Linked DNA regions of Homo sapiens: regions 1 and 3 are each linked to region 2. Evidence: chromatin loops called from intact Hi-C (ENCODE). Cell type or tissue: heart right ventricle. All regions are shown on one strand. Each heading gives the region's core, and the rest is flanking DNA. Links, peaks and the distances in the headings are about the cores only. Region 1 overlaps LINC02542 (long intergenic non-protein coding RNA 2542). Region 2 overlaps IBTK (inhibitor of Bruton tyrosine kinase). Region 3 overlaps LINC02542 (long intergenic non-protein coding RNA 2542).

Region 1 (11,146 bases), core at 2,089-10,088, 100 kb after region 2:
GGCCAACACTTGGGTTCTTTATTTGGTTAATTTAAAGGTAGAGAATGTCTCTAAAATAATTTTAGTCAATTTACATTTTAAAAGTTCCATCAAGAGAGTCAAAGTCTTACTTCATGTTAATAATAAACTTATTAATAGACCACTTATTAGTTAACAGACCCCTTAGAGACATCTATTTCTGATATTGCATATTCAAATTAGCAAAGCATTGGTTACTGATCAAGAAAAAAGGAACAGCTCTCTTAGCACAAACTTTGGAGTATGGGCTTCCTGAATAGAACACCAGTATGTCATTTAATCTGGATAACACTCAGGTTACAGTTTAGCTTAAGTAATCCACTTTAGGTCACATTGCATATGCTGAGTGGTTTAAATTATAGACATTGAAAATTACGTATTTAGAAAATATTTGTTTTATGACATTTGTGTATAAACTTGACAGCAACTAGATTTCTGCTGATTTCTGTGTATAGTTCCTATATTAATTCAAAATGGCATGTTTTATCTTTTAAAAGCAGAAAATTAAGTAGTCTTTTGAAAGATTGACCAATAATTCTGCATTTAACAATCAATAGCTTTTAAAGTGCACCGCACTAAACCTGGGACACAGAGTAAATTTTAAAGAACACATTGCACTCTCTTCTGAAGAGAATCTGTTATTATTTCAAAGTACATTTGATATTCAGATGTGTGTATGTGTGTATGTGCATTGGAGAGGTGAAGTGGAGAGTGGATTGAAGGAAGAAAGACAACAGGGAATGATATGTTGGAATGTTTTTGACAAGATGTATGCATGCCTCAGAGCTGAAGACACAAGATACTGAAGATAGCATAGTGTGTAGACTGTTAAGTTGTAGCCAGGTTTTCATATGTATTTTCATTATGCTTTATCTAGGTTATAAGTTCCTGGCATCAAGAACCTTGCCTTATGCTCCTTTTACCTGCATAGTCTTGAACAGTGCCTGGGTATTCAAAACTGGGCTCAATAATACAAATATCCATTAACAGCACAATGGACAAATTAATAAATTATACAGCAATCAAAAAGAATAAACTACTGCTATAAACAACAGGAAGAAACTGCACAGACATATTAATGAATAAAATGTATCCAAATTCCATTTTTATGAAGTTCAAGAGTAGGAAAGATTATTCTATGGTAATAGAAGTCAGAAGAAGTGGTTAACTCTGGGGAAGTATTGACTCAGAAGGGATAAGAAACATCTTTCTGGGGTGTTAGAAATATTTTTATCTTGATCTGCCTGGTGATTACATTAGCGTGTGTATATGTGTGTGTATGTGTGTATACATGATATAAATATGTATGCTTAAGATTTGTGCACTTTATACCTTTTATATTTCAATTAAAAACCAAAGAAAATGAAAAATTAAAACACCATCTTTGTTGATCTAGGGTTGTGGTGGAAAAATTGCTGAGAATAATACATATAGAGAAATGATATATTTTTACTGAATCAGAGGGTGAGTTGAATAAATGTGATATTTCAAATAAAAGGAAACATTGGGAATGGATTCATTCATTTAAAAAAAATTTTAACTTTTACTTTAGATACAGGGGGTATATGGGCAGGTTTATTACCTGGGTACATTGTGTGATGCTGAGGTTTAGAATACCAATCCCATCACCCTGGTGGTGAGCATAGTACCCCATAGGTAGTTTCTTAACCCACTCTCCCCACTCTACCCTTTAGTAGGGTCTAGTAGTTTGGTGTCTATTTTTCCCATATTTATGTCTATGTGTGCTCATTGCTTAGCTCCCACTTATAAATGAGAACATGCAGTATTTGGTTTTCTGTTTTTGCATTAATTTGCTTAGGATTTTGGCCTTCTGCTCCATCCATGTTTCTGCAAAGGACATAATTTCATTCTTTTTAACAGCTGCTTAATATTCCATAGTGTATAGTATTCCATGGCATATAAGAAAATATACATTTTCTTTAGCCCATCTACCATTGATGGACACCTGGGTGAGTCCATGTCTTTGCTATTGTGAATAGTGCAGTGATGGACATACAAGTGTGTGTATATTTTTGTAGAACAATTTGTTTCTTTTGGATATATACCCAGTAATGGGATTGCAGGGTAGCTCTGTTTAAGTTCTTTGAAAAGTCTCCAGGTGTTTTTCACACAGGCTGGACTAATTTACATTTCAAGGTATAAGTGTATACATTACAAGGTATAAGCGTTCTCTTATCTCAGCAGCCTGGCCAGCATCTGTTGTTTTTTAATTTTTTAATAGTAGCCATTCTGACTAGTGTGAGATGGTATCTCACTGTGGTTTTGATTTGCATTTCTCTGATTAGTGATGCTGAGCATTTTTTCATGTTTGTTGGCCACTGGTATGTATGTCTTCTTTTGAGAAGTGTCTGTTGTCCTTTGCCCATTTTTAAAATGGGGTTATTTGTTGTTTGTTTGTTGAATTGTTTAAGTTCCCTGTAGATTCTGGATATTAGGCTTTTGTCAGATGCAGAGTTTATGAACATCTTCTTCCATTCTGTAGATTGTCTGTTTACTCTGTTGATAGTTTCTTTTGCTGTGCAGAACCTCTTTAGTTTAACTAGGCTGCAGTTGTCTATTTTTTGTTTTTGTTGCAATTGCTTTTGGGAACTTAGCCAAAAATTCTTTGCCAAGGCTATGTCAACTAGACTATTTCTAGGTTGTCTTCCAGAATTTTATTTTATTTTGAGGTAGAATTTCACTCTTGTCACCCAGGCTGGAGTGCAGTGGCGTGTGATCTTGGCTCACTGCAACCTCCACCTCCCGGGTTCAAGCGATTCTCCTGCCTCAGCCTTCCGAGTAGCCAGGATTAGGTAGCCTGCTACCACATCTGGCTAATTTTTTGTATTTTTAGTAGAGATGGGGTTGTGCCCTGTTGGGCAGGCTGGTCTTGAACTCCTGACCTCAGGTAATCCACCAACCTCAGCCTCCCAAAGTGCTGGGATTACGGGCATGAGCCACTGTGCCCAGCTGTCTTCCAGAATTTTTATAGTTTGAGGTCTTACATTTAAATCTTCAATCCATTTTGAATTAATTTTTGTACGTGGTGGAAGGTAGGAGTCCAATTTCATTTTCTGCATATGACTAGTCAGTTATTTTAGCACCATTTACTGAATAGGGAGTCCTTTCCCCATTGCTTGTTTTTGTCTGCCTTATCAAAGATCAGATGGTTTTAGGTGTGCAGCTTTATTTCTGAGTTTTCTATTCAGTTCCATTGGTTTCTGTGTCTGTTTTTGTACCAGTACCATGCTGGTTTGGTTGCTGTGGCTTTATAGTATAGTTTGAAGTTGAGTAGTGTGATGCCTCTGGCTTTGTTTTTTTTTTTGTTTTGTTTAGGATTGCTTTCGTTATTTAGGCTCTTTTTTGGTTCCATATGAATTTTAGAATAGATTTTTCTAATTCTGTGAAGAATGACGTTGGTAGTTTGATAGGAATAGCACTGAATCTGTAAGTTGCTTTGGGTAGTAGGGCCATTTTTATGGTATTGATTCTTCCAACCCATGAACATGGAATGTTTTTCCATTTGTGTCACCTCTGATTTCTTTCAGCAGTGTTTTGTAGTCATTTTAAAATGACATCTGGGGTGAATTAAGCATTGTTTCTTGGACTGAGGACTTTCATTGTTAAAATAGGAGAAGGTAAATGAATTTTGAATAGTTTCAGCAAGTTCACAACTTGTTGTTCCATAGATAAACAATAATGTAAACCATTGTACAACATTGTAAACAAAAGTTCATCTATAACTTTATGTGTTGTTGCTTAAGATTCTAAGTGGAAAGTGGAAAGTGGGTTGAGTTAGGAGGCTGAGAACAAAATGTATGTTTTATTCTCAAATGGAATGCTGAATGATTTTATGTGTGCTCTTTAACAGATGTGTTTTTATAAAGATAATCCCAGAAAATATTTAGAAGTTTGTAGAGTACTGAACTGGAGGATATTTTCAAACCTGAGTGTGAGCAAGAATCAGCATGAAGGCCAAGAAACACACTCAACTAGCTGGTTTCCTCAATTAGTTTGGTCAGGAGCAGTCTTTTAGAAATTTATCTTCCTTCTTTAGAGAATCATTGGCATTCATCTGTAGTGATTGACACTGGTTAAAGTCAAACAGTCACAAATAGTCTAAGGAGGATTAGGTTTTGTTGTTCATTTTTTTTTCCGGAAATACTTACTATTTAAAATCTTTGGCTGGGCATGGTGGCTCATGCCTGTAATCCCAGCACTTTGGGAGGCCAAGGCAAGTGGATCACTTGAGGTCAGGAGTTCAAGACCAGCCTGAATAACACAGCAAAACCCCATCTCTACTAAAAATACAAAAATTATCCAGGTATGCTGGCACACACCTGTAGTCCCAGCTACTTGGGAGGGTGAGGCATAGGAATCGCTTGAACCTGGGAGGTGGAGGTTGCAGCGATCTCCACCAGAGATCGCACCACTGCACTTCAGCCTGGGTGACAGAGTAAGACTCTGTCTCAAAAAAAAATTAAAATAAAATAAAATAAAATAAAATAAATAAAATAAAATAAAATAAAATAAAATAAAATAAAATAAAAATCTTTAACATGAGGAGGGCCATAGATTGTGGGACCCAGTACAAAATAAAAGTGCAGGGCCTCTTGTTCAAAAAGTAAAACCTTCAAGATAGTAATAGCAGAGCAGTAAACTAAGTATAGAGTGCTTCTAAATGTGGGGCCCTGTGCAGTTGCATAAGTCCCATGCCCATGGAGCTGGCTGTTTCCTAACAGTGCATTTGAACTGTTTGTGACCATGGCCCTGGCATGCTCTGCAACCTCATCATCTACCTCCTTCCCACATGCTCCAACTATTTCACATGGCTTGCAGTTCTTAGGATACTTCATGTTAGCTCATGTGTCCATGGCTTTATGCATATGGTTCATTTCCTTCCCAGAATTTTCTTCACTACCAAGGCTGACTGATACGTTCTATTCATTTTTGTCCATTAACTCCCCTGAGAGTTATCCTATCCTTTGTTGAGCCATCTCTGATCTTGTGAAGTCTTTATTATTATGCTTTACATATTTTATTATATTTTTGTTTACTTGTTTCTCTTCTAAAATATGAGCTCATTGCGGTGAGAAATTGTTTTATTTACTTCATTGCCTAGTCCAGAGTGGATATTTAATAAATGTTTATTTGTAAATGAACAAAGGGGTAAAATTCTAAACATACAATATAAAGGTAAGCTATATTTAAAATAAGTACAATTTTTTAATTGAAATAGTGTGACATACTTAAAATTAAAAAAAAGGAGTGACTCGACTTAGTCTTTTCAATTTTTCCCATTTCTTATTCAATTAATCTTTAACATATATATATATATATATATATTTAAAAATTATTTATTTTTGAGACAGAGTCTTATTCTGTCGCCAAGGCTGGAGTGCAGTGGTGCAATCTCTGCTCACTGCAACACCCACCTCCTGGGTTCCAGTGATTCTCATGCCTCAGCGTCCCATAGCTGGGACTACAGGCACGTGCCACCACGCCCGGATAATTTTTGTATTTTTAGTGGAGATGGGGTTTGCCATGTTGCTCAGGCTGGTCTCGAACTCCCATCCTAGGAACTGCAAACGATCCACCCACCTCAGCCTCCCAAAGTGCTGGGATTACAGGCATGAGCCACAGCCCCTGACCAATCTTGAATAATTTTTATATTCAAATTGGTAAAATAATTTGACCTCGTTCTTACACTCTGGTTTACTCTATTTTTACTTTCACATTTTTGTCTTTTAGTGCTAGGATTAATAAGTCCACTTCACATAAATAAGATGACAAGGGAGTTATTAGGAGTGATGTTTTGGAATAAACTTTTCTGAGAGATTATTATATCCTGAATGAATAAATGAACCAATAACTGAATGCTAACAGTAGCTGGACTAGCAATGATTGCTTTCCTTACGTTTTTATTTATAGTTTTTTATTGTTATTTCCATACACCATGGCCAAATTCTTTCTTGTTCCTTTGCAATAATTTCCACCAACTGCTGGAAAGTTAACAGGTATGAACTGAAATATAAACTGCAGTTTCTCTAGAGTTTTGTGCTGCCTTTTCACTCAGTGAGACATTACTTTCCAGTCCCAAGGGTCAAGATCATGAATCATTTTATTATTTTATTTCCTCTTTTTTCTTTTTCAGGAAAAGTAATTCATCTGAGAAGGCTGACACCCTCTGGGCACTATAAAAAGCTCTGTTTAATAGCAAGCAAAATGAAGAAGGGAGGAGACACCCTTAGCTGAGTAAAGGGTAGACTGAGGATATTTCTGGCCCTGACTGTAGTCTGTAAGAAAACAGAAAAACAGAAACAAGTGGAAATATAAAGAGGAGTAAGCCTCATCCAGGCAGTGGTAACCTGGAGTAAGGATAGTCACACAGAGCGCTGTAGTCCTCAAAGCAAGACTGTTCCAAATCATGTTTATTGAGCATTCACAATTTCAGAAGACCTGGTCTCAGAGCTGCTGGAGCCTAAATCCTAAGAAAACAGATGAACAGAGTGATCACTGCATGATGTTTTCTCACATTTATTTCATCCTTTATTCCAGGGTGGGAATTGTGTACTGATTATGATTATGGTAGGTAGGAAAACACTTTAAACTTAAGTTTTGTGAGAGAATTGAGGTAATCATTGGGGAAAAAAGAGGCATGGGAGAGAATTATGCCAAGCATATTGGATGGGATGGAAAAAATAAGAGTTTGAGGAAAGCGAGGGTTATTTTATGAAACAAGTGAACATATATTTTTTCTTATATTATTTGTTTTGTGATCAATTCAAAAGCTTTTGCTTTTCACATGTGAACCTTTTTAAAAACTTTTATTTTAGGTTCAGGCATACATATGCAGGTTCATTATACAGGTAAATTGCATGTCACGGGGGTTTGGTGTACAGATTATTTTGTCATCCAGGTAGTAAGTGTGTAGTACCTGAGAGGTAGTTTTTTGATCTTCTCCCTCCTCCCCACCTCCACCCTCAAGTATGCCCTGGTGTCTGTTGCTCCCTTCTTTGTGTCCATGTGTGCTCAATATTTAGCTCCCACTTATAAGTGAGAACATGCAGTATTTGATTTTCTGTTCCTGTGTTAGTTTCCTTAAGATAATATGTAAGCCGATATTTGAGAAGGAAAATTAAAGAATGGAATGGAGGGAAATAATATCAGTAGGAAAGCCTGAAAACAAACTGGGACAACTAATTTTATTCATTCATTCACTCATTCATTCACCCATGTAATTGTCTAATGCTTGCCAGGCAAAATAACAGATCCCACTAACTTTGTTTTGTTCCTTTTTTTAAATAGAATGGCAAAAAGCTGGAGCTATTCTTTTTTTTTTTTTTTTTTTTTTTTTTTGGAGATGGAGTCTCACTCTCCCGAGTAGCTGGGATTACAGGCATGTGCCACCATGCCCAGCTAATTTTTTTTTTTTTTTTTTTTTAGTAGAGACGAGGTTTCACCATGTTGTCCAGGTTGTTCTCAAACTCCTGACCTTAGGTGATCCACCTGCCTCGACCTCCCAAAGTGCTGAGATTATAGGCATAAGCCACCGTGCCTGGCCAAATGGAGCTATTCTTAACCTCAGCTCTGCAACTGTCTGTTTATTGCCATTTCTCAGCCAATTTACATGTCTCCTTTTCAGTCAACTCCACTAGGATCTATAGGCTCACAATATAAAATCAAAACTATACATATAATTAAATCATACAAATATACTATCTACTTTGTTATATTTTTATAATAAATACATACATAATTGACCAATATAGAATGTATATATTTGAATTGTGGAATAAAAAGGAAAGTAAAATATCTGATTATTTTCGTGATAATTTTCTATGTCATATATTTATCTGGATGATTAATTTCCCATTGAACTTAAGAAAATCTATTTTAAAGTATAAAAAATTCCTATTTACACCTGAAAGTAACATAGCTATTACTGGTATAATGATAGTGATAATAATAGCTAGCATATATTGTGTGCTTCATACCAGGTGCTATTCCAGATACTTTAAATATACTACTTTAGCTAATCCACACAACTTTTTGAAGAAAGTACTGTTATTATTTCTATTTCCTAGATGAGGAAACTGAGGCTCACAGTGTTTAAATCACTTTCCAGGGTGATGTGGAGAGAGAAGAGCTTGTGTTTAAGTGCAGTCTGGCTGGCAGGAGAACCAAGCTCTAAACTCCCAAACGCTACTGCATGTGCAGTGTTTATGGTTTAGCAATAGCACTTAATAGATATGTAATGTTGCCAGAGTGGCGTGGTGCTACTTCATATCAATTCATCAGGAATACTTCATGGTGCAGAGATGCATCTTGTGCATCAGCACACAGAAAACTGGAAAAACACAAATATTTTACACTGTTCTTGATCTTTCAACTGTAGTCATTTAGGAATTTTACCATTTCCTTCTTTGGCCTGTGGGCCATTGTTATTTCTCCTACTTACAATTCAAATTCCCACGAGAATAGAATTAGGAGGTTTTCCTTTTCCCTGATAGAGAGCCAGACAGCTGACAGGAAATGCTAGAAAGAAACCTAAGAATTTGAAGAAATAATTTCCAAAGTTACCTACCATTCCTTTCATTTAATTTACTTTTTCCCTCTTAACAACTTCTCTCCCTTTCTATTTCTTCTTCCCTTCCCTCAGCTTAAGAGGTATAATGGTTTTTTCTTCCTTTTTTTTTTGAGATGGAGTTTCGCTCTTGTTGCCCAGGCTGGAGTGCAATGGCGCAATCTTGGCTCACTGCAACCTCCGCCTCCCGAGTTCAAGGGATTCTCCTGCCTCAGCCTCCTGAGTAGTTGGGATTACAGGCATGCGCCACCACACCCAGCTAATTTTGTATTTTTAGTATAGATGGGGTTTCTCCATGTTGGTCAGGCTGGTCCCAAACTCCCAACCTCAGGTGATCTGCCCTCCTCGGCCTCCCAAACTGCTGGGATTACAGGTGTGAGCCACCGCGCCCAACCTCTATTTCTCTCTTTTTTTTTTTTTAAATTATACTTTAAGTTCTAGGGTACATGTGCACGACGTGCAGGTTTGTTACATATGTATACATACGTCATGTTGGTGTGCTGCATCCATCAACTTGTCATTTACATTAGGTATATCTCCTAATGCTATCCCTCCCCCAGTCCCCCACCCCACAACAGGCGCCGGTGTGATGTTCCCCACCCTGTCCAGCCTCTATTTCTTTAATCTTCCTCAGACTCATCTCCATAGGTTATCTGGAATATCTTTTTAAAAATGTTATTCTGGAGGAAACAATCACTGGGTTGTGTAAATATTGTGGCAATATTTCTTTTCTTTCAAACTTCAGATGAGTTTGGGAGTCAGCGAACAAGCCATAGGATGTGTGTAGCTTTAGCTGTGCCAAGGGCAGTGGACTGGAGTTGGTCACTACGAGGAGGCCCAGGACTACATCCTCTCTTACAGGCACCATTGACCATGGGGCAGACAGCGCAGGTGGTGCTAGACAGGAGTAGGCTGCTTCTACTGTGTGAACACTCACCTCCCACAGGGCTCAGTCGTCAGGGCAAACCATGCTTCTTATTGACTGCTGAAAGGATTAGTCTGGCTTTTTTTCTCCTTTGTTTATCTGCTGTGAGTTCCCTCTGATATTTCTATTTGCGCAGCAGTGCCATCTACCTCTGTACCCTAACCCATCTCCCCATCTGCTAATTCCTCTGCAAGCTGGCACTCTGTCCTGAAGGTGGGAAGTAGTTTGACAGTCTTTGATAACACATCTCTTGTAAGTGACAGGCCAATGAAGAACAGCCATGCCAGGTTGGTGACTTGTTCAGATATGACTGCACAAATGTGAGTTCCATGCTTGGACAGAAGTCATATGGGCAGCTTGAGGGCCCTCTGAATTCAGATTTGAAGAAATGGACTCGGATGTTAATTCTTTTGGGGATATTGGACTGTATGCCAGAAGATTTCTAAGTTATTAAGTATTATTTCTGATGTTGTCAAAGCATCACATGTTAACTTTCCCAGTGAATGAAATTTATTTCCAAAGTGGTATACAAACAGCAATGGTTTCTGCCACTTTTGCCTGAAGCTACTTTAGTTGTTTATTCATAAATTTTATAGAGACTTAGCCATAGGTTATACGACTTCTGGTAGAGCTGAAAATCCACCTTCTGTGTGTATGTGTGCATGTGTGTAATGAATCCTTCAGAAGCCAGTATGGGTTTTCAGTGCCTTGGGCCCAGACCACAGGTTCTGTCTGAGTGCGCTCATTTCCAAGTGATGTGCAAGGAGTCATTGCTGTGGAATGATCTCATTTATGATGTGGATGGGAAATGGAAATTCCAGTTCTGTTTTTGCTTCAGAATATTTCTGCTTTTTTTGGTTTCCATTTAAATACTGAAATATTTAAATGCAAAACACGAGCAGATTTTTTCCCCAATGTACCTTATTTCATGCTTAACATTTTATTACCAAATTACGTTTACTCGGTAATAAGATATTCCTGGATAAGGATGCTACATAATGAACTTGGATCAGATTTTATTACCTGATTATCTTTTTACCTTGGCCAGGTTGGCAGCTTGAAATCTAGTCTTAATAAAATTTTGCTTATTTGACTTATTTATAATTGGTTTTTAAAAATAAGTTCTAAGGGGTGGATTTTGATTCTTGCCAGTGAAAGCTTATACTAATTTATTTTTTCCTGAAGGATCCTGAATGTGTTTAAAAAGCTATATTTAGGAAGGGCTTCATGCAACATCTGAGTAGTTGTGCAGCAGCTGGGTAACTGCACATAAGGAACTTGACTCAAAGCTCAGAATGCTAATTGAGAAAGAGCCTGTGTTTAGTTCCAAAGTCAAGGGGAAAGCAATGTGGGAGGTAATTATCCAATTTAGGATATTGCTTGTTTAAAAGAGTTACTGTGCTAATAAAAATATAATGAGGTCTAGTTCCCTGGTGCTGCTGTTTATTTTTGCATCTCTCCCCAGGAGATATCTCCAGGTGCAAGATGGCTCAGTGAGACCATGTCCTACTCTTGGCTCTGACTCAATTAGAAGGTGGGCGTCTACTTCCTGAAAAACACTAAACCCAATACTGACATGACACTGGGAAAGTAAATAATGTACAAGAACGGCAAGA
Region 2 (11,146 bases), core at 1,754-9,753:
TTTCTATCTTTTTTTTTTCTCTGTTTTGTTTTTCATTTTTTGAGTCAGAGTCCTGCTCTGTCACCCAGCCTGGAATGCAGCGGCCCTGTCTCGGCTCACTGCAACCTCTGACTCACAGGTTCAAGCAATTCTCATGCCTCAGCCTCCTGAGTAGCTGGGATTACAGGTGTGTGCCACCATGCCCAGCTAATTTTTGTATTTTTAGTAGAGACGGAGTTTCATCATGTTGGCCAGGCTGGTCTCAAACTCCTGGGCTCAAGCGATCCACCTGCCTTGGCCTTCCAAAGTGTTGGGATTACAGGCATGAGCCACTGTACCTGGCTCTATAAGATTTCTTTATTACCCTTTTAATTTCTGTAATATCTTGTATTAGTTATTTATTGCTTCATAACAGATTATACTTGAACAACAGCTTAAAACAACCAACATTTATTATCATAATTCCTTTGGGTCAGGAATCTCAGCTGAATGCCTCTGACTCAGGATCTTCCACAGTGCTGCAGTCAAGGTTTGGCCAGGGCTATAGTCATTTCAAGGCATGACTTGAAGAGGACCTACTTTCAAGATTACTCAGATATAGAATTCTGGATTGACATTCTCTACCTCTTTCATCATATTAAAGATTCCTTTCCATCGTCTTTTGGGCTTCATTGTTTCAAATAACAAGCTACTCATTTTCATTCTGTGTTGTGTTTCTATGGCTGCTGTCAAGATTTTCTGTTTAGCTTTGGTTTTCAGCTGTTTATTTATTATGTGCCTAAATATGGTTTTCTTTGTTTTATCTTTTTTGGGGTTTGCCAAAATTCTGGAGTCTTTAAATTTATATCTTCCACCAAATTTGGGAAAATTTTGGCCATTGTTTCTTTTTCTCTGCCGTATCTCTCTTCTTTATTTCTGGGACTTCAGTTAACACATATGGCAGACCTTTTGATTTTATCTTATAACTCACTATGGAATAATTTTCTTCAACTTCTCTTTTTTGTTTTTCAGATTCAAAAATTTCTTTTGGTTTATCTTCAAGTTTACCGACTCTTCCATCTATACAGTGAATTTTTAAAAATATATTAAAAATTCTTGAATTTTCATTTTGCTCTTTTTTTAATAGTTTCTTTTCTTTTGCCGAACTTACCTATTTTTAATGAGCTTTTGTTGTTGTTATCTGATGCATAATTGTAATAGCTATTTTAATATTGCTAATTTTAACATCTGAGTTATCTCTAGACTTGGTCTTCATTGATTGGTTTTTCTTATGGAATAGTTTTGGATATTTCACAATTGGCAGCAAGAATCCAACATCACATTGAAAACTGCAATTGTATATTGTAAAATTTTTGGTATACGTTCTTATTGTTCTCTTATAACTTCCAGCAATGCCCTTTTACAAAATGGATGTTTTAACATGATCTTTGCTTTCTTTTGCAGGGCATCTTCTCTGCATTCAGTTTCATCCAAGTCATTCCGGGATTTCTTACTAGAAGAAAAAAAGTCTGTTACTAGCCATAGTTCAGGCGATCATGTCAAAAAAGTTTCTTTTAAAGGAATTGAAAATTCTCAGGCACCAAAAATTGTCAGGTAATAAAACAAACTTAAAACTAATACATTTTCTACCTTAAAATATTCTGTGGTGGTTTTATGTTCTGAAATAATCCTTAAAACTTTATGAGGCAGATTTTTTGTACACTCTTTTACATTCAGAATTAAAATTAGCATGTTTAAATTCCTTCCCCACTTAAAAAAAATTGAAACGGTTACGGAGATATAATTGACTTAAAATCAATTGCGTATATTTAAAGTATACATTCTGTAGTTTCAGCGTATATATACACCTATGACACCAACACAACATTCAAAATAGTGAACATAAGCATCATTTTCAGATGTTTTGTCATGTCCCTTTGTAATCCCTTCCTCTCTTCCTTCTGTTTCCCCCTCCCAAGCAGCTACTAATCTACCAATAAAGATTAGCTTGTACATTTTAGAGTTTTATATCAGCAGGGTCGTGCAGTATGTACCCATTGTAAAATCTGTCTTCTTTTACTCAGCATAATTATTTTGAGATTTATTCATGCTGTTATGGGTATCCATTGATTCTGTTTCACTACTGAATAGTATTTCATTGTATGGGTATACCACATCAATGTGTTTATCTGTGCATCTGTTGATGGACCTTTAGGTATTTGCAATTTTTTCTCTAGCTATTTTTTAATTTTAATTTTCATGAAAGTAGAGATGGGGGTCTCATTATGTTGCCCAGGCTGGTCTCAAACCCCTGGCCTCAAGCAGTTCTTCTACCTCAGCCTCCCAAAGTTCTAGGATTACAGGCATGAGCCGCCACACCTGGCCTAGCTATTTTTGATACTGCTTTAGAAAGTCCAATGTATTTAAAAAAAAGTTTCATATTTTAAATGCCTACATGAAACATCAAAATCTATCTATAATTTAAAAGCAGTATTTTCAGTGAGCTGTGATCAAACCACTGCACTCCAGCATGGGTGACAGAGTGAGACCTGGTCTCAGACAAAACAAAACAAAATAAGTAAGATATGTTATGTCCAATTCAAGTGCATCAAACAGATAATATAAACTTTTCTGACTGAAGCAAGGAACAGAGACTGGGAGCTATACTAGTTTAATGTCACTTTACCTGTCCTGAGGAACTATCAAAGTCTTCTGACAACAATGTTTGGAAACTCCTGATTTAGATTAAATGTTTAGGCATATTTTTATTGTTACTATTGTGACTGTCTTCTTTTTTACAGATACTTAGATTTAGGCGGAAAGTTCTTGAGCCGTTTTCTTGCAATACAGAAAATCAAAGAGCAAAAAATATCTGAAGTCATCTCCCTAACTTGTCTAATACTTCTAGCATTAAAATACTATTTTAAAATTAAAATCTTAGGCTGAGTTCAGTGGCTTAATGCCTGTAATCCTAGCACTTTGGGAGGCCGAGGTGGGCAGATCACTTGAGTCCAGGGGTTCAAGACCAGCCTGGCAACATGATGAAACCCTGTCTCTACAAAAAATAGCAAGAAAAATAAATTAGCTCGGCTTGGTGGCATGTGCACGTAGTCCCAGCTATTCAGGAGGCTGGGTGGGAGGATTGCTTGAGCCTGGGAGGTAAAGGCTGCAGTTAGCCATGATTGTGCCACTGCACTCCAGCCTGAGTGACAGAGGGAGACCCCGTCTCAAAAAACAAAACAAAACAAAATAAAAAAACCTTAAATGGAATACTAACATATGAAGCAGATTAAGCCTTTTTGCATATTTATAAATTACAATTATAATTATGATAGGCTTATAAATATAAAACTAGGTACATAGTCTTAAAATTGTCTATCAAACATTTATTGATTATGAGCTTTGTGTCAAACATTATGCTAAGTACTAGAGTTGCAGTGGTGAACAAATTAGCCCCTGCCTATGGTGAACAAATTAGCCCCTGCCTATATAGAACTATCCTCCTTTCTTGTTTTGTCATAGAAGAGTTATCTCTCCTATCTTAGGCCAATACCTGTGCTTTTATCTTAATGCTTCCCATTTCAGAAGCCTGAAAACTATTAATTACCCCTTTCCTTTCTTGTGTAAGATTCAACATTTTCCTTTTAACTAGATTCTTCCCCTCTGGTTTTGAATGTGCTCAGGTCTCTCATGTGGTCTGGGCACACTTTCTTCTATCAGTTGTCCTATCATTACCAATTCTCCATCCACTTCACAGCCAGATTTCTCAAAAGAGTTGTCACCTCCCAATCAGTCCGTAATTGATTCTATCTCCCAGCCCCATTACTAAACTGAAACAGTACCAGTACAGGCTAAGTTCAACAGTGACCTTTGTATTGCCAACACCATCCACTTTTTATGTGACTCATCATACTTGAAGTTCAATTACTGGTCGTCGTCTTATTTCACTTTATATTCTTTCTACACTATCCATTTAATGAGCATATGTTCAGTCGTCAGACATGTACTAAAGTCTCAAAATTTATATCTCTTGCCCATATCTATCATCTGAACTTTAGACTTAATTATCTCTTATTGACCCTACCATTCTATCTGGATGTTCAGAAAGACCACAAACTTCATGTCCAAAACTAAACTTAATGTTTTCCTCATACCCATCTCATAAAACCAAAATCAAACAAAAATATAGACAAAACATAGAACAGCCTGTTTTTTCGGAATCTTCTTCCTCAGTAAATAGGAAGAATTTGTGTCTTTGGCACTTCCATTTTCTTCACAAATATTCAGTCTACTGTTAGAGCATTCCACTTTTATCTCTTAAATATTTCTCAAATCCATATACTAAATTTTATCTCCAGTGCTATCACCTCTGAGTCAGTCTGGTGTGATACTTCACCTGGGCCACCAGAGTTACCCTCCTGACTGGTCTTGCCTTTCTTTACTCCAAATATATTAAGCCAGTATGTTCTTTTTTAAAATTTGGAGTTTACTGCTTTTAAGAGAAAAGCTATAGCATTCTTAACATGGCCTTCAAGGCCTACATAGTCTGGCTCCTGCCAACTGTCTTTAACTTGATTTTGTAACCTGATCTCTGTATTCTAGTCATCTTGGCCTTCTCTTAGTTCTCAAATGCACTTTCCTTCTTTCCACCTCCTTACTCTTTGACAGACTGACGACTCTGACTCTTCTTTCAATATCTATTCAGTTATATTCTTTGGAGAAGTCTGACTTACTGGGGCAGTTTGCTGTTGTTTGTTCTCATAGTACTTCTTTTTTATTGTACGTTCCATATTTATTAGTGTGATTCTTTAATATTTGTCTACTCTAAGTATTTTCATGTTTGTATGTTTAATTATATGTTCAATGAGAGCAAGGAGGATGTTTGTCTTTGCTCATCATTTTACTACCAGTGTTCATATTAGCTTCTGGCATGTATTGGGTGCTCAGTGAGTCTGGTGAATGAATGAGTAAATTAATTGAAATTGTAACCCTGTTTCAAGTAACATTTGTTTCTAATGTAGTGAGTTATATTGCATGTCTTAGATATATCAATTTAAAGGTATGAAAATTAAGATAAGTTTTGTATTTTTATATTTTAAATATTAATATTCATTGAAACTTAAAAAAAAGTCTTTAGATATATAACGATTTGTCATGGAACTTAAAATATGGATCTGTGGTTTCATAGTTGATCACTAGAGTGTGCTATAACATCAGGGCTCTTAATTATAAGTGTGCCCTGTTATACTGCTTTGGAAGTTTGACTCAATGGAGTTTATGACAGTATGATATATCCATAGCTTCAGTATTTTTGGTATGGGAGTTAATGTTTTAAATAGCTTTGGCTATCACTGCTAGTGATTCTGAGAAAGAAGACAGATAGCTTTGAGTTTCAGGGTTTTTTTCCATCATAGAAAACATAATAAGTATGCTTTTTTAAAAAGGAAATATTAAACATTACAGACAAACTAAAATATTCATTAATTTGCAAATTATGGGCTACCTGGTACTGGCCTGTGTTGGGTATATATAAAAGTAGAATGTATAGGTGCAGCCTTTAATGTGTCTGAAATCTAGTTGATAAATATTAATATACATACATGGAAGTTAAATGACAGAATAAGAATGAAATTACGATACAAGGGCCAGGCGCTGTGGCTCATGCCTGTAATCCCAGCACTTTGTGGGGCTGATGTGGGCGGATCACATGAGGCCAGGAGTTTGAGACAAGCCTGGCCAACATGGGGAAACCTTGTCTCTACTAAAAATACAAAAATTAGGCCGGGCGTGGTGGCTCATGCCTGTAATCTCAGCACTTTGGGAGGCCGAGGCAGGCAAATCACCTGAGGTCGGGACTTCAAGACCAGCCTGACCAACATGGAGAAACCCTATCTCTACTAAAAATATAAAATTAGCCGGGCCAGGGGTGGCACATGCCTGTAATCCCAGCTACTTGGGAGGCTAAGGAAGGAAAATTGCTTGAACCCAGGAGGCGGAGGTTGTGGTGAGCCGAGATTGTGCCATTGCACTCCAGCCTGGGCAACAAGAGTGAAACTCCATCTCAAAAAATAAATAAATAAATAAAAAGAGAAATAAATAAGTAAATAAATAAATAAGCTAGCCAGGCATAGTGGTGCATGTCTGTAATTTAGCTACTAGGGAGGCTGAGGCAGGAGAATTGCTTGAACCCAGGAGGTGGAAGTTGCAGTGAGCCAGGATCACGTCACCGCACTCCAGCCTGAGCGACAGAGTGAGACTCTGTCTCCAAAAACAACAACAACAACAACAACAACAAAACAAAAAGAAATTACGATACAATATGGAAGTATTAAAGAGATTACAATATGATGAAGTACCAAATGAGTGGTTCTGAGAAGAAAAACTGAGCATGGGCTGGTGTTGTCAGGAAGACTTCATTGCAGAAGAAGGGCTTGAGCTGGGTCAGTTCATAAGCACTTTTTATATTCATTTCCAAATATTTTATTATTATATTTATAAGCATGTGAAAAACATTAGAAAAAAAGAGATCACTTAATTCTTGATTCCTTTCATTGTCATAAGCTTTTGAATACAGGATGGGATTTTTAAAAGAAGAAATAAGAGAAGATGGGGCAGTATAAACAGAGGAAATCGTGGGAGTTAAGAAGATAGGAATGCTTATGGTCCTTTGGGGAGTTAGGGTGCCAGGGGTGGGGGACTCATCTCAGGAAATTCCACAAATTATACATTCTTGTTTTAGTTCTAGAAAATGTGATTTTTTTCCAAGGTTAGGGCAAGAATGACAATGTTGTTTGAGGGTGTTAACATCTAAAAGTGAGCAATTTGTACAATTTTTATTTGTTTATTGTTACTTAGGTATTCTTTTTTATTTCATGTGCTTTTATTTCTCATTTTCCTTTCACTGAAATGTCCCCTTATGTAATTCTGGAAAGAAAATGTAAGCTTGTGTTTCTTTTTTTTTTTTTTTTTTTGAGACGGACTCTCGCTCTTGTCACCCAGGATGGAGTGCAATGGCGTGATCTCCGCTCACTGCAACCTCTGCCTCCCAGGTTCAAGTGATTCTCTAGCCTCAGCCTCCCCAGTAGCTGGGACTACAGGCGCCTGCCACCATGCCTGGCTGATTTTTATATTTTTAATACAGACAGGGTTTTGCCATGTTGGCCAGGCTAGTCTCGAACTCCTGACCTCAGGTGATCTGCCCACAGCCTCCCAAAGTGCTGGGATTCCAGGTGTGAGCCACTGTGCCCAGCTGAGCTTGTGTTTCTAATTAGTGAAAAAAACTACTTGTGAGAAAAAAATTATTCTGTGATTATATCAGCTCCAATCTGATATAAAAATCTTTCTAATTAAGCCAGTACAATTTTTTTAAGGCCAACTGAGCAAAGAATAATTTAGTTCCTTTAAAGTGTAAATGTGACAATATTAATGTTTTTTGGTTTGAACAAAAATCTTTTTTTTTTTTTGAGATGGAGTTTCGTTCTTGTTGCCCAGGCTGGAGTGCAATGGCTTGATCTCAGCTCACCGCAACCTCTGCCTCCTGGGTTCAAGCGATTCTCCTGCCTCCGCCACCCTAGTAGCTGGGATTACAGGTATGCGCCACCAAGCCTGGCTAATTTTGTATTTTTAGTAGAGATGGGATTTCTCCATGTTGGTCAGGGTGGTCTCGAACTCCTGACCTCAGGTGATCCGCCTGCCTCGGCCTCCCAAAGTGCTGGGATTACAGGCGTGAGCCACTGCACCTGGCCAGAACAAAAATCTTTTAAGGAAAATTTCAGTTAACCTTTTTATGTTGCTGTTTATTTTCAGAAGGCTAAATTTTCTACAGATTGTCTCTTGCGATATCTACTTCTATGTTGCTAATGTTGAAAACTCAATAATGCTATATTTATTATTTGAAAGTTTAGAATGTTTTTGATATTTGTTTAATCATAGCTCTATTTTATTTGACAAATTTGGTTCATTTTAAGAAGAAATTTTGACAGACTCCACATTGGATAAATTTGTAATTAATGAAATTATCCGTTGAAACATCATGAGTGGAAAAAGTTATGGAATTGTAGTCTTAGGAAACATATTTGAGATTCAGTATAACATTATACAGCTCTTTCTGAGTCTTTCTGTACCTCAGTTTCATAATATGGAAATGAGAGTAGTAATACCTATCATGCAGGCTTACTACAAGGCTTATATCAGTTTGTAATTCAGTACTTATATCTCTAAGAAAAGTTATCAGTAATTTAAAGCAATAAAGAACCTAAAAACCTCTGCTTTTCATTATCGTATACTAAAAAAATACCCTTTGAGTTTCTGTTTCAGTCGTTAATTTTCTAATTAATTTTTCATAAACGACTATTTCCAAGTATTCTGGTGGACACTGAGATACAAAGATGAATGAAACACAGTCCTGTTCCCCAAGAGACTAGTCTAGCAGTTAAGATTGACATGTAAACAATAATAACAGTGTGTGATGCTTTATCATAATGATTGAAGTTTTGTAGGAGGAGAGAGAAGGTGACATTTGAGCCAACTGTAAAAGAGTGAGAAGACATTTGAAGTGGAATATATTCCAGAATAAGGGGAATAGTAAAAATAAAGGTAGCTGTGTGATCATGGAAAAAACACTGTACTCTAAATCAAAAAGACCAGATTTTTGTTATCTCTCTGCTACTTATCTAACTTGTTAATCAGACAAATTATATAATATTCTTTGAGTTTGTTTTTTAATCTCTATAATAGTTAATATATGCTTTCTTCACAGGGTATTGCAAAGATTAAATGGGATAATACACATGAAGTACTTAGGCTTTTAGTAAATTTGTTTGCCCACACATTAGGGCTAAACATTTTAGCTTTCAGTGCATTTTGTACTCTGGCTCTATTGTTTCTTTTAAACTTTATTTCTCTTTAAGTTTCTTCCTTACCCTGAATTCAGGCATTCTTTGCTTATTGAAGAGAACAGCCTGCCTTTACTTAAATAACTGAAATCTTTTTTAGGTCCATGTATTTGTACAACCAAAATTCTTTCTAATTGTACGTCTCCTCAGCTTTAATGTCATTTCCTCAGTGAAGCCATCAGTATATACAATCTTCCATATTGTATTTTTTCTTCTGTGCATCCATAGTACTTTATACATTGTTTTATCATTGCTTAAGTATATTTTTAAATCTTCCCCATCAGAATTTTTTGAGGGGAGAAGATTGGGTTTTAATCAGCCTGATTTTTAGCACCTACAGTAATCCTGACATGCTCAATAAATGTGTATAAATGAATCACGAAGTCAATATTTTAGGTCCTGTTAATTTACTCTCTGTTTGACTTTGTGTTGTTAAACCTGTCTAGTCCTCAGTTTTCTCATTGCTGAAAGAGAGCATTGGAGCAATCTAGATAATCTCTAGGGACCTTTCTAGCTGTAAAATTCCATAATTAGGTCCATCTGTATTGTACCTTTTTAAGTTTTTCTCCTTACTGGAATGCTTCTTACTGCTTTCATCATATACCTCTTTTTTATTATCTTCTCAAGTTCATTCCATCCATGAGGCCCTCTCAAATGATTAAATATTGTGATTTTTATAGTTGTTATAGCCAGTGTGACTCAATTTGTTATACTGTCTTAAATTCTGTTCTGTTATTTTATATGTCATTTTGTATGTTGTTTCCTCAACTAGCTTGTGAATTCTTAGAAGGTAAAGATCATATTTTATATTTCTGTCCTATCTGTAATCCTTTGCTCATAAAGTATATTAGTTCCTTACAAAATTCGGCTGTTAATTATCTGATTTAGAGATTATTGGTTTATCTGGTGTGTGTATATATATATTTATTATTAGAAATAGGCTATTTCTTGCAGTATCTTTCTCTATGATATTTTATACAGAAGGTTTTATAAATATAGATTATTTTGTTTACTTATAATTTTAAAGGTAAGCTTGACTGCACTCATTTAATTTGCCTCTGGAGTCAGGAGTTTACAATTCTTCCTCTGTATCTATTAATAAGCAGTTTGACTAATATTACTAGAAGCTTTAATCTTTAATTTTGGCATTTGTTTTGCAGATGCTCTACCCATGGTACCCCAGGACCAGAAGGCAACCATATTTCAGATTTACCACTTCTAGACAGTCCCAAGTAAGGTTAATTGATAAGTTATGGGCCTCCAAAGCTAAGTTGCTGCTTAGCATTGAAAACATTAAGGCTGAGTGCAGTGGCTCATGCCTATAATCCCAGCACTCTGGGAGACTGAGGCGGGTGGATCATCTGAGGTCAGGAGTTCAAGACCAGCCTAGCCAACATGGCAAAACCCTGTCTTTACTAAAAATACAAAACTTAGCTGGGCATGGTGGCGCATGCCTGTGATGCCAGCTACTCATGAAGCTAGGACAGGAGAATCGTTTGAACCTGGGAGGCAGAGATTGCATTGAGCCGCGATCATGCCACTGTACTCCAGCCGGGGCGACACAGTGAGACTCTGTCTCAAAAAAAAAAAAAAAAAAAGAGAATAAGAGAATGTTAAGAAATTGGGAATAGTATGGTATTGAGTAGAATGTATTACTTGTATCCTCTCCGTACTGTAGTTTGAGTTACCTTTCTGTTCAGTTATGTTGTTTCTGCTCCCTCCCCATTTCCTGGTACTTTCCAAAATTTTCTCTCTAATACTGGTCCAAATAAAACATTAGTTCTTCTGTTTTTCTGTTTCTCACCTCATCATTCTGTAATCTCTGCGAAAGCTTCCAGGTTCGCTCATCGTAGGTCACTGGAAAAAATTGTAGCATTGCTAAAGAGTATTTCAGAGAAAATTTTGCATGCAAAAATTTAGGAAGATGAGTGAAACTCATCATTCTGTAATCTCTGTGAAAGCTTCCAGGTTCGTTCATTGTAGGTCACTGGAAAGAATTGTAGCATTGCTAAAAAGTATTTCAGAGAAAATTTTGCATGCAAAAATTTAGGAAGATGAATGAAACTCATTATTATTATTCTTTCAGTCCCTGGCTATCTTCTTCAGTGACTGCTCCATCCATGGTAGCCCCAGTCACTTTTGCATCTATTGTAGAAGAAGAACTACAACAAGAAGCAGCTCTTATTAGAAGTCGAGAAAAACCGTTGGCTCTGATTCAGGTAAATAACATACTTAGTAGGGTTTAATTTAGAGAAGAACTACATTTCCTACTTAGGTTTTAAGAAAATCGTGTT
Region 3 (11,146 bases), core at 999-8,998, 140 kb after region 2:
ACAAGAAAATATTTTTTATGGTTTTTCAAAGCAATATTTGGTAAAAGCTAGCACATTAATGTTAGCACTTGGTGAAGTCAATTCTGAAAGGAGCTAGACTTCACCAAGTGCTTCATTATACAATCTTTTAGAGGCATTGCTGGACTCAAAGACAGCATTCATAGACTCTCAAATTACTTTAACTTTTAAAAAACATTTTGGAAATAATGCATGTATACATATGCACAGATAAATTACAAGATATTGAAATGTATAAAATTAGAAGTAAAGATCTCTTCCTTACTACTTCCTGTTAAGTTAGTCCTACTCCCCAGAAGTAGTCCCATTGTCTTTTACTTTTTCTGGAATTGACATTATAATTTTAAGTTCCCAATTTATCAACTTTAGACCACATGCATTAACCCAGTGATTTATAAGATGAGGGATTAAAATAAATTTAAACAATTCTATTTTTCTTTCTTGATTTCCTAAATGTGTTGGTTATATTATTATTTTCAGTTTTTTTCTGGTAGTTGAAGGACTGTGTTTTGATTTATAGATTCACAGCATCTATTAACTCCCACAGAAATGAAAGTTTTAGTGTACTTACACTTCTCACTTCCCTTGACCTGATTTTATTTATTGTAGTGTTTTCACATTGCCAATATTTATATTACTGTTATATTCTTTCCTTCCTTCCTTCTTTCCTCTCTGTTTCTTCCCTTCTTTTCCCCCCCTCAACCACTCTTCTATATAGTTCCTACAGCATCTTTCTTAAGCACTTTTTGGACATAGGTTAGATCACCTGGACTGTTTTCTATGTTTTTAAACTTATCTTCATATTTCCCATTTCTTTAAATTTTTTCTGTTTTGGGAGACTGCCTTTATTTCTCTTTCTGCTCACTGACTTCAGATTTATAGATTTTATTATGCAGCTTTTTCACTGCCCTTATGCAAATATATTTTTATTTTTATTTTTGAGACAGAGTCTTGCTTTGTTGCCCAGGCTGGAGTGCAGCAGTGCAAACTCAGCTCACTGCAACCTCCACCTCTCAGATTCAAGCAATTCTCCTGCCTCAGGCTCCCAAGTAGCTAGGATTACAGGTGAGCACCACCATGCCTGGCTAATTTTTGTATTTATTTATTTATTTTTCAGTAGAGATGGGATTTTACCATGTTGGCCAGGCTGGTCTTGAACTCCTGACCTCAGGTGACCCACATGCCTTGGCCAACCAAAGTGCTGGGATTACAGGCGTGAGCCACCATGCCTGGCCTCAAATATATTTTTAATTAGATAAATACCTTGTTTTCTGATTGCCCTCTTTTTCATACCAGTTATAAAAATGATATTCCTCAAATGTCTCTGAAGATACCAATTGAGATTTAAAAAAAAAAATACCTCTTCTGTCCTGTTGTTTACTCCATAGCTAGTTATTTTATCTTAGACACTCTCTTTCATGATGCTAATTTTTCTTACTTTTTCTGGTAATCCTTTGTGGTCCACTTATTTTTGGTGTAGGTAGCTGGTAGGCATTTCCTCTGAAATTCAGTTAATGAAGGCTTTTAACAGTACAATTATTATTGATTTTGTCTGGTTATAAATAAATGCAGACCTATTGCATAACATATACAAAATGCAGAAAAAATAAAAAGTTTAACGTGCATCACCTAGAGATAACCACTGTTAACACTTTTGGGTATTTTCTGGCACACACACACATGCAAGCAAACACATACATACACAGGGCCCATCTCTCACTATTTCAAGATAAGTAGCATATACTGGAAAATAGAAAGTCTCTGCTGACATGAAGATTATGGTTTGGTAATAGAAAAGATAGAACTAAAATAGTCACATAGATTAGGCATCATTACAAATTGCTGTAAGTGCCATGAAGAAAAAGACATCGTCCCATGATTTCATATACAAGTAAGAAAAGAACATAGAGCTGAACTGGGGAGACAGGAGCCTTCTCCAGGGAACTGAGATTATGTCCTGAATAAGTCTTAACTAGATGAAGAGAGGGAGATCACTTTAGACAAAAGAAACATATAAAAAGGCCCTGTAGCAGGAAAAAGAAAAAAAAAACTTCAAAGGAAGAGAAAGAAGCTAGAGTGCTACAGTGTGAGAATGAAGGAAAGAAGCAGGTAGAGGAGGCTGGAAAGGTAGTTAGAAATGAGTCTGTGTAGGGTTGGCAGATTGTGTTTAGGATTTTTGTCTTTATCTTAAAAGCAATGGCAGGACTTTAAGCATACGGATTGGTAAACTTAGATTTGAGTTTTGAAAAGGTCACTCTGACTGCAATGACGATAGCCATCAGAGGAGCAGAGTGAGTGTTAGGACACAAGCTAGGAAATTATTACAGTCACCCAGATGAGAAGTGATTGCTTAAATGGTGTAGTGACATGGGAAGTGGGGAGAAGTAGTTAGAGGGAAATGCCCACAAGTTGCTGAGATTTCCAACTACAGCAACTAGATGGATGGAGTTGCTACATACCACCATGGAATGCTATCAGGAGACCAACTTTGTGAGAGTTTTGAGTTCTGTCTTGAACATGGATGGATTTCAAGAATTTTTGAGACAGTCAGGTAAAGATGTCAAGCTGACAGTTGATTATTTATGTTTAAATATTAAAAATGGATCTGAGCTAAATGGCTGATTTACATTGGAAAACCATAGGCCTAGAGGTGAACTAAAGCTATGGCATGGGGGAGATCTTAACGTATGGAGCATTCTCTGAAAAGATGGCACTGGTTTATAATGCATCAATAGCATAAGTGTACCTGTTTTTCCACACTCGTAACAATAGAGTTGGTCCTTGAACAATGCAGAGATTAGGGGTGCTGACCCACATGCGGTTGAAAATCCACCTGTAACTTTTGACTCCCCCAAAATTTTACTAATAGACTACTGTTGACCGGAAGCCTTACTGATAACATAATCAATTAACACAAATTTTGTATATTATATGTACTATATACTATATTCTTACAGTAAGGTAAGCCAGAGTAAAGAAAATGTTATTAAGAAAATCATAAGTAGAAATTTAGTAACAATTCATTAAGAAGTAGATCATCATAAAGGCCTTCATCCTCATCATCTTCATGGTGAGTAGGCTGAGGAAGAGGAGGGGTTGGTCCTGCCATTTTAGGGGTGGCAGAGGCAGAAGAAAATTCACATATAAGTGCAACTGCACAGTTTAAACCCATGTTGTTCAAGGGTCAAGTGTACTTTGTATTGTTAAATTTTTGAATCTTTTCCAAATTGACAGATTAGAAAATGGTAGATCCCTGTTACTTTGGCCTGAATTTCTAAGGGAAATTGAGCATCTCTTTTTGTGTTTATTGGCCATTAATGTTTTTTTTTTTTCTGTGACTCTCCATGTAATAAGAAATTACATTTTTCTACAGAGAAAGGCCATAGATTCATCAATTCGCAAACTGACCCTCAGATGGTTCAGAACCACTGATTTGGAGTTGCTCTAAACAAAGGAAGTTTAATCTTCCACATTTCAGCCCTTCAAACATTTACTGGCTGCCATCATGGCATCCTTCAGCCGCCTGTTCCACAGGTACTGGGATGAAGGGTATTGCAGATTAAGAAAGGGAGGAAATTTCCACAGGAAATTTTTCCATTTCCTCCCTGTCTTAGTTCACTAAACCTTGAGATGTCTGTCTTCTCAAGTTGAGCCTCTAAGTGTGGCTGTGATTTCACTGCCTTGACTTTGGGATCACTAGTGCAGACTGGGACAGATCTATCATATTCCACATTCCCCCTTTCTCCTTTTTTATGTATACAGTCTTCCTGCTTCTAACACTTTTCTTCTCACAAAACAAGGAAGAGCTTGTTTACTCTGTGACAGACACTCATTCCCTTCAGTCTGTTAATTTCTAGATATTGGGTTTGCCGAATATTTCTTTCTAATCACGGAAAACAGCAGCAGCATATGTGTCAGGTGGGGAGTGGGGAAATGAGGTGCCCATTCCTACAATCAGCAGCATTCAGGGCTGGCTCTTTTTGCTGTCAATGAGCTGTGCTTTAGGCCATGAAAAGGTTTCCTGAGGCTGTCACTAGGGGGAGTGTGAGACAAATTTTTCACTTAGAAAATGCCAGAAAGAGGGTTGGAATGGTGGGGCATAGAAAACACTGAAAACTTAGGAATTTCTATGCTGGGGCATAGAAAGCACTGGAAACTTAGACAGTGGGGCTGTGTCCTGCCAAGGGCTATGCTTCCAGCAGGTCCAGACCCACACTCAGTCCTGTATACTGTATAGTCTTGTATACTGTATAGTCCTGCATACTGAGTGGGGGTCTGGTCGTGCTGGAAGCACTGCCCTTGGTGGAGGATTCACCAGCAGCCAGAGACTCAAGACTGGGCAGTCCGAAGAGGCCAAGGAGGAACAGGGAGGACTGACATTCTCTGCCCCTCTAGGGACAGTGAGGGCTGTAGGGCTTGTAGAATTATTGCATACACTATCCAGGTAAGTGTATGCCACTTGGATCTTGCTTTGATTCAGGCATGCAGTGTCTGCTATAGCATATCTTTTTGGATGTGCCATATGGTAACAAATGAAGGAAGTTACCCCAAAGCATGAGCTCAGGCAGCATGATATGAAAGGGTAAAAAAACATTTCGTGAGTCCTGCTTGGTACAAACCATGATTCTAAAGCCAATTGAGGGCAGATAAAAAGGAAAGAAAAAAGGAAAGCTATAATCCTTGGACTTGCGCTTGTTTGGAAGTTCGTAGTATTTCCATTTCCTCCCTTTCTTTATTTCAATATTGCCTTCTTTATCCTATATCGTTCACGTTTGTTTCTCTCTATGTCTGTATTTATAAATAATTTTGTGTCTGTTTCTCAGTCAAAAAGAGACTTTTCTCAGTCTGACATTGTTCCTTCAGCTCACCCTAAGCCCTGCCCTATTGCTGTCCCTTTCCACAACCAGACTTCCTGAAAGTGGTCTCATGGCCATCACTTCCTAATCAGTCCAGTCCTCAACCCACTCTGCCTTGGCTTTGCTTACATCACTCCTAGAAACACTTTGGGCAAAGATCGTAAAAGATGGCATCCACCAGAAAGGATCCCTGCACCCCTATCTCCTAGCCACTCAGTTTCTCTCCACACAGACAATGATGGTGAGGATTTCGTGTGTGTGTGTTATCCCATAAATGTTATATACATATCCAATAAAATATATTAATATGTCTTCCCCTTTTACATAAAGATACCATGCTGTACACATTGTTTTGTACTTTAAAAATATGTGTTGTATCTTGGTGACCTTTCCATTTATGGAAGTTCTTTTTTGTTTTTTAAGTGCAAGTGTATCATATTGTGCTGACAATGTAGCCAACCTGCTTTTAGTGGGTATTTAATGTTTCCGGTAGTTTGCTACTAGAAACAATGCTGAAATGAATAAAGTTGTACATATGTCAGTCTACGTGAGTGTGAACATAACTGCAAGACAGAGCTCGAGAACTGGGACTGCTAGGTGAAAGGTATGTGTGTTTTTAATTTTAATATATATTACCAAATTGATATTACTCCTGCCAGAAATGTGTGAAAATGCCTGTTTCTTCACCCCTCTCAAACTTTTTTCTTTTTGCCAATCTGATAGGTGAAAAACAGTATCTCTAAGTTTAACCGAGCATCTTATGTGCTTAGACTAAAAGCCATTTAATGTTGATTATTTTGAAAATACGAATCAGATCATATAAGAATTTCTTGATAGTTCTGATAGGTCTTTACCCTTGGACCCAGCTCAAATTCCCAAGGTGGTCTTTCCTCTACCCTCCAGCCTCCTTTGTCACCCCACCTCTTTCCCACGCTCAGCATTCCAGGCTCACTGGGCTTCTTTCCGTTCCTGGAACAATGTGCTCTCTTTTGCCTCTGTCTGCAATACCCTTCAACTCAGGCTTCATGTAGTTAACAACTGTTGTCCCTAAAGACTCAGCAACGAGAAGCCCTCCATGCTGTCCGCCTCCATATGCCTGGGCTTAGCTCCATTAGGTTCTTGCGATTTTTTCCATCTCTAGCACAGTTCCTGGAAGGATGTTGGCCCTTAATACATATTTATTGGATGTATGAAAGACTGTCACTACAACTAAATTTCCTTTGTAATTAAAAAAAATTCTGATTTCCAAGCAGAATTTCAGTTGCCAAGTGAAAATTTCCAGATAAATTTATCCTTTTGCTATTGCTATCCACAGATTTCCTTTTCTGTTTTTTCTTTTTCCCCTTAATTAAAAAAAAAAATCCTAGAAATAAAAGCCTCTCAAAGTCCATGCAATTCAAATTCATTTTTCTCTGAGTTGTGATGATTTAAGGGCAGCATGCTTTTTGCTGTGGCTTCTATTAAAGAAAAGATCAAATGTTTTGAGATACTATGTAGTTCTAACTTTCTTTTACTGGGAATGGAAAATACTTGACTTGTCCGTTTGTAGGAGCCGTTAAGGCTGATTGGCTTGAATTGGCCACTGGGGCTCAAACCTGATTCCCTTCAGTATGCATGTATCTCATGGCTCCAGTTTGACTCCAAGGGAAACTGATTTTCACATCATGCTTTAGAGAATGTCTGTTCTGGTACATACAGAGAAAGCTACACTACTGGGAGTCAGCAGGTCTTGTTACCGATCTTGATGCCATTGGTTGACAACTAGCCATAGGACTGGAAAGTTCTCTCACCAGCAAAGCAAGGGGTTTAGATTGGTTACTTACTAAGCTCCCTGGTTCTGATGTTCTCTAATTTTAAATATCTTTCTGTTAAACTTTACTAAAATATTTAACATCTACTATGGGAAAAAACCTATTTTCTAAGAATTCAGTTTTACTAAGTGTGATTATTCATTCATTCATTTTCCAAATGGTTCCACATCTAGTCTCAGACAAAATGATGACAGATTAAACAATAAAACCAAATTTACTAGCTAATGGCAGCCATTTTTTTTTTTCATGTAGGAACTCTATTCCCGTGAGAATCCCATTCCTGTTTCCAGGACACACTGCGAGGTGTCCTCTGTGAGTTCATGATCTGTGTGGATCATTTCTAGTTCCCTGTGCCAGTCTAGGAATGCAATGAGCCTGAGATGCTCCAGCATTTCTGTCCTTGTCTTTACCATGCTGAGAATCCTTTTCCACAATTTTTTTTTAATCTCCCCCTGAGCTGAAGCCTGAGGAGTAAGGATGCTGTTGCAGCTGAGAGCTGAGCGGGCACAGTGGCCATCATCTCTCCTAGGCTCCAGAATTCAGCTCCCTGCTGATCTTTGCAATCACCTATGTCCTTACTCCTGAGGCTGAGGAGTAAAGGATACTCTAAGATAAAGTGATGTGCTCTATGAAAATGCACCAGAATTAAGGCAGATTAGGCCTGATTTCTCACCCAACTTAGTTTATTCATCTACTATTCATTTCATGCACCAGAAGTAAGGCATAAATTCCAATTGTGGACATGGTTTGAGTATTTTTTTCAAGGAGACTTTTAACCCTTAGTTAGGTTAACGATTGTAGAATAGATATGAAGGAGTTTGGGCTAGGAGTAGGGTGAGGTTCACTTAGGTTCACCTGCCAGCTGTGTCAAATTTCAGTTTTGGCTAGCCAGAACCCTAAGTATAAATTCATTCTACAAATGTGTTAAACGTATTTTTATAAAATTATCTATTTTTTCCAGACACTGTTTTAAGGCACAATTGGGTAAGTTAGAGTATATAAAATATAGCTACAGCACTAAACAACTTATACTCACATTAGTAAGTAACAATAAGTGATAAATGTCAATATGAAAAATTTAAAAGATAGCATCTATTTAGGGAAATATTATTTTCAGAGGCTGAATAGAGAAGGGATTCATAGGAGTCCTCCTAAAGCAGCTGGTCCAGGAAAGACGGGAAGAGCTTGGTTTGTGGAAATGAGAACCAGAGAGATTCAATCAACAAATATGCCTGAATAAGGGCTGCAAATGCCAAGAGTGAGGAATGTAAAGGGGACTGTGGAATGGTTCATTTTGGCTGAACTGGAGTAAGGATAGGGCAAAGAGATTAGTAGGAAATGAACACGGCTCTAGATTGTGTTCTTAACCATAGAAAATAATAATGCCAATTTATTAATAATGGTAAAGTTAAGCTTAGGAATTGAGAAAGCAATAAAGAGTGTAATAGCACTTTAGATTCCATTTCACCAAATTCATCATGTTTAAAAGCATTTTGATACTTAAATAAATTAATTATTCTCTGAAATATTCATATATATGGAACCCCTGAAAAATACTGACTATACATTGGGCTTTATTGCTTCACTATTTCTGAATCATGCTGCTTTTTTTTTTCTAGTGCATTTCACCAAAATTCACATATGCAGTATTGAACATTCCCTTGGGACACTAAAGGAGAGAGTGCTGTAAGTGGGTAGTGGCATCTTGACCTATGCTATGGGCAGAGTCCAGGAGAGGCGAGGCATAATTGTGGTGGTCTGGGAGACACAGGCTGTCTCCTGTGGGAGGGCCATGGCTATCACTTAGAAGTGGCATCTTTCCAGAAGTACAACAATATCACAGCTCAAAGTTGTACATTCTTCCAAAGTCATTTGAGAATGTAAAAGTTTACTCTAACCTATGCCACTGGTGCTGTGTTTCATAGGGGTCCTCATAGTTGACTGCTGCAACCCTCTGTGATGTGTTCTCCAGGATTTTGCCCCACTAAGGGTCTGTCACTGAAAGGCTTTTCTGTACAATTACTACTCCATTCAGTAGCTGTTACACTAAGAGAATCTTCTGATTACATAAGAATAATACATTCATCAAACATTTCTTATAGTTGCCTCTGAGGAGTTATGTTAAAATCATTACATCCTTACATATATGTATGTGTGTGCTTATATATGTGTATATGTAAAGTTTTCATATATAAAATCAAATTCGAGAGGACAGAGCTTTTCATTTCATAATTGGAATCTTGGCCTCCAATATGAATCTTCTTATGACTTACAAATGTAATATAAGAATCTTTTGTGTTTTGACGGGAAGTAGATCAGAACTCCAAGAAAATTTTCCTGGCACCTGGTCTCACTCAAGGGCAATAAGTAGGTCAAAAACCTATGAGACCTGCAGAAGAAAGATGGGCTCTCCTCCCAACCTCCTCAAAGCTGCCCAATGGCCAAGAGAAATTCTAAACTCATGTATGTGGAAGCTGTGAATATCAGTCCAAAGAAACATGGAGATGCTATTTCAGGGTATTTCATTCCAAGAATGTGGTTTCTTTTAAATGTGCAATAGTGTACTGCCCAGGTTTGGTAGAAGAAAAAAATAAAGATGGATATATGTAATTAAAATAAAACCAGGGCCATAGGAGACTGTTTATAGAACAGTAAAATGTTTTTACAGGAAAAATCTGAAAATCTCAGACCCAAAGGAGAAGCTATTTATTTTTCTTCTATATAATTTATCCAATGTTGAAGTTGCATCAACCCTGGTGATGGGGTCTCCAGAGGCAGAGGCAGGCTGCATTGCCAGCACCAAGGCATATTGCATTGTTCTTAGCCAGTCTTCTGTCATTTCACCTGGCAGAGACTGCTTGAATTCTCTCTGACCTTTGGTGAAGAGACTCATTCTCAGCTGAGGATACTGGCAAATTGAACCAGCATCCCAGGAACATCCTACTGCTCAGTGGTATGAAGTAGAATTCTCTGTTAGGATTGTGGGTTAGAAGTGTGGGTTATATTTAACAAACTAGAGAAAATAATTAGCATCCCACCCATCTTAAGCTTTGATCAACTTAATATTGAGGTGTTGAGGCGTTAGAATTTGAAAGATTAAAATAATTGGCCAGGTGCGGTGGCTCATGTCTGTAATCTTAGCATTTTGGGAGGCTAAGGTAGGAAGATTGCTTGAGGCCAGGAGTTTGAGACCAGCATGGGCAACATAACAAGACCCTATCTCAACAACAACAACAGCAACAATAACAAAGTAGCCAGGCATGGTGGTAAGTGGTGAGGTATGATTGTGCCACTGAGTTCTAGCCTGGGTGACAGAGCAAGACTCTGTCTCTAAATAATTAAATAAATAATTTAAAAATGAAAAGAAAAAATGATGAATTGCAAAAAGTCAAAGATTATGATATTTTATCACTGCAGGATTAGAGTCGATTTGTTTCCCCCAAATGCTTTTCACCCAAGAGTCCAAATCAATAAAAGCTTGTTCTTTTGGACATTATTTGTTTCCATTGTTAGCCAATTTAGTGGGAGTTATTTTTGAAGGGGCTTAGGAAGGCCACCTAAGCTTGTTTGGTATTTTCTAGTCATTTTCTAAAGTGTTGAGATAATCTTTCCCTTCTCATCTCACTCACTCTACATTGAGTGAGGAAACTCACTCCTCACTCTACATTGCCCACAACTTTTTCTCTGCTCCTCTCAAGGGTAAATTACTACTTTGTCTCAAGGATAACAATGTTTCCTGACCTCAGGGACCACTGATGGGTCATTTGAAGTACTTTCTCTCAGCGGCAGGCTGCCCCTACAACTTACCTATTCTCTTCCTCTCCAGGATGAAGCCCAGAGCTAGGGTTTTCAAATCTGAGCTTTAGCAAAGTCATGTGATGCTCTAATTATAGGAGACATTTGGAGACACTCAAATATTTTGTTGCAACCCCCACTTCCCCCTCCTCATCTAAGAATGTTTTCCCTTAAACTTGAGAGATGAGTCAGAGATAGTGATAGTGAGAGCTAGAAAAAACGAGTCTCTCAGGAGACCTGGCAGTGAAGGTCTGCCTTCAAAGCAAGTTCCTCATGGAAAAAGTTTTTTCTCAAGACTACCAAATATATTAATTATGCAAGAAAACTTTGGATTGGCTATTGCTACCCACATGTGTTAGCGTCTGTCAGCCTGCCAATGTGTGAGTCTTGGAAATACTCCTTGCACCGTCTGTTTTTCTCATTGGGCTTGTTGACATACACTGCAGCAACCCTGGCCTTCTCAACTACACCATGTCAAATATCAGTTAAACTTCACTTTCTGTCTTGACCAAATTCCTATGAGTCTGGCCCTATGTTGCCAAGGGGGAATGCAAACTTGGCTCACTGTTCCCTGTCCTTTTAAAGATGCTGTCATCCCCTGAGATTCCTCTGTTCAAACTAAGTGCAGGCCATTACACAAAGCAGGATGGTCCACTTAGCATCCAG

The links. Peaks named below come from ENCODE experiments on the same cell type or tissue, not always from the same donor. Only the 100,000 strongest peaks of a DNase experiment are listed, where the experiment ranks them.
Region 1: it touches region 2 in a loop (2.1-fold over the local background); 19 of 110 quality-filtered maps call a loop at or near these places.
Region 3: a loop joins it to region 2, with 2.6 times the contacts of the local background. A loop is called at or near these places in 4 of 110 quality-filtered maps.

What each region holds. Positions count from the first base shown.
Region 1 is chr6:82,072,095-82,083,240 of GRCh38, reverse strand. LINC02542 (long intergenic non-protein coding RNA 2542) reads left to right here. Exons shown (of 4, transcript NR_149135.1): 2 at 10,996-11,064. All of the region lies in intron 3 of LOC107986617 (a long non-coding RNA gene), which reads right to left. Among named protein-coding and RNA genes, the nearest start is that of LINC02542, 24 kb to the left of the region's middle. In heart right ventricle, for the core only: a CTCF peak has its summit at 6,211; no DNase peak of the experiment used is centred there.
Region 2 is chr6:82,172,305-82,183,450 of GRCh38, reverse strand. It overlaps IBTK (inhibitor of Bruton tyrosine kinase), which reads left to right. Exons shown (of 29, transcript NM_015525.4): 26 at 1,423-1,572; 27 at 10,013-10,084; 28 at 10,939-11,071. Among named protein-coding and RNA genes, the nearest start is that of IBTK, 70 kb to the left of the region's middle. In heart right ventricle, for the core only: CTCF peaks have their summits at 4,964 and 5,167; no DNase peak of the experiment used is centred there; H3K27ac peaks cover 2,056 bases.
Region 3 is chr6:82,033,657-82,044,802 of GRCh38, reverse strand. The region is part of intron 3 of LINC02542 (long intergenic non-protein coding RNA 2542); the gene reads left to right. All of the region lies in intron 2 of LOC107986617 (a long non-coding RNA gene), which reads right to left. Among named protein-coding and RNA genes, the nearest start is that of LINC02542, 63 kb to the left of the region's middle. In heart right ventricle, for the core only: CTCF peaks have their summits at 3,847 and 4,051; a DNase peak (open chromatin) is centred at 4,050; H3K27ac peaks cover 960 bases.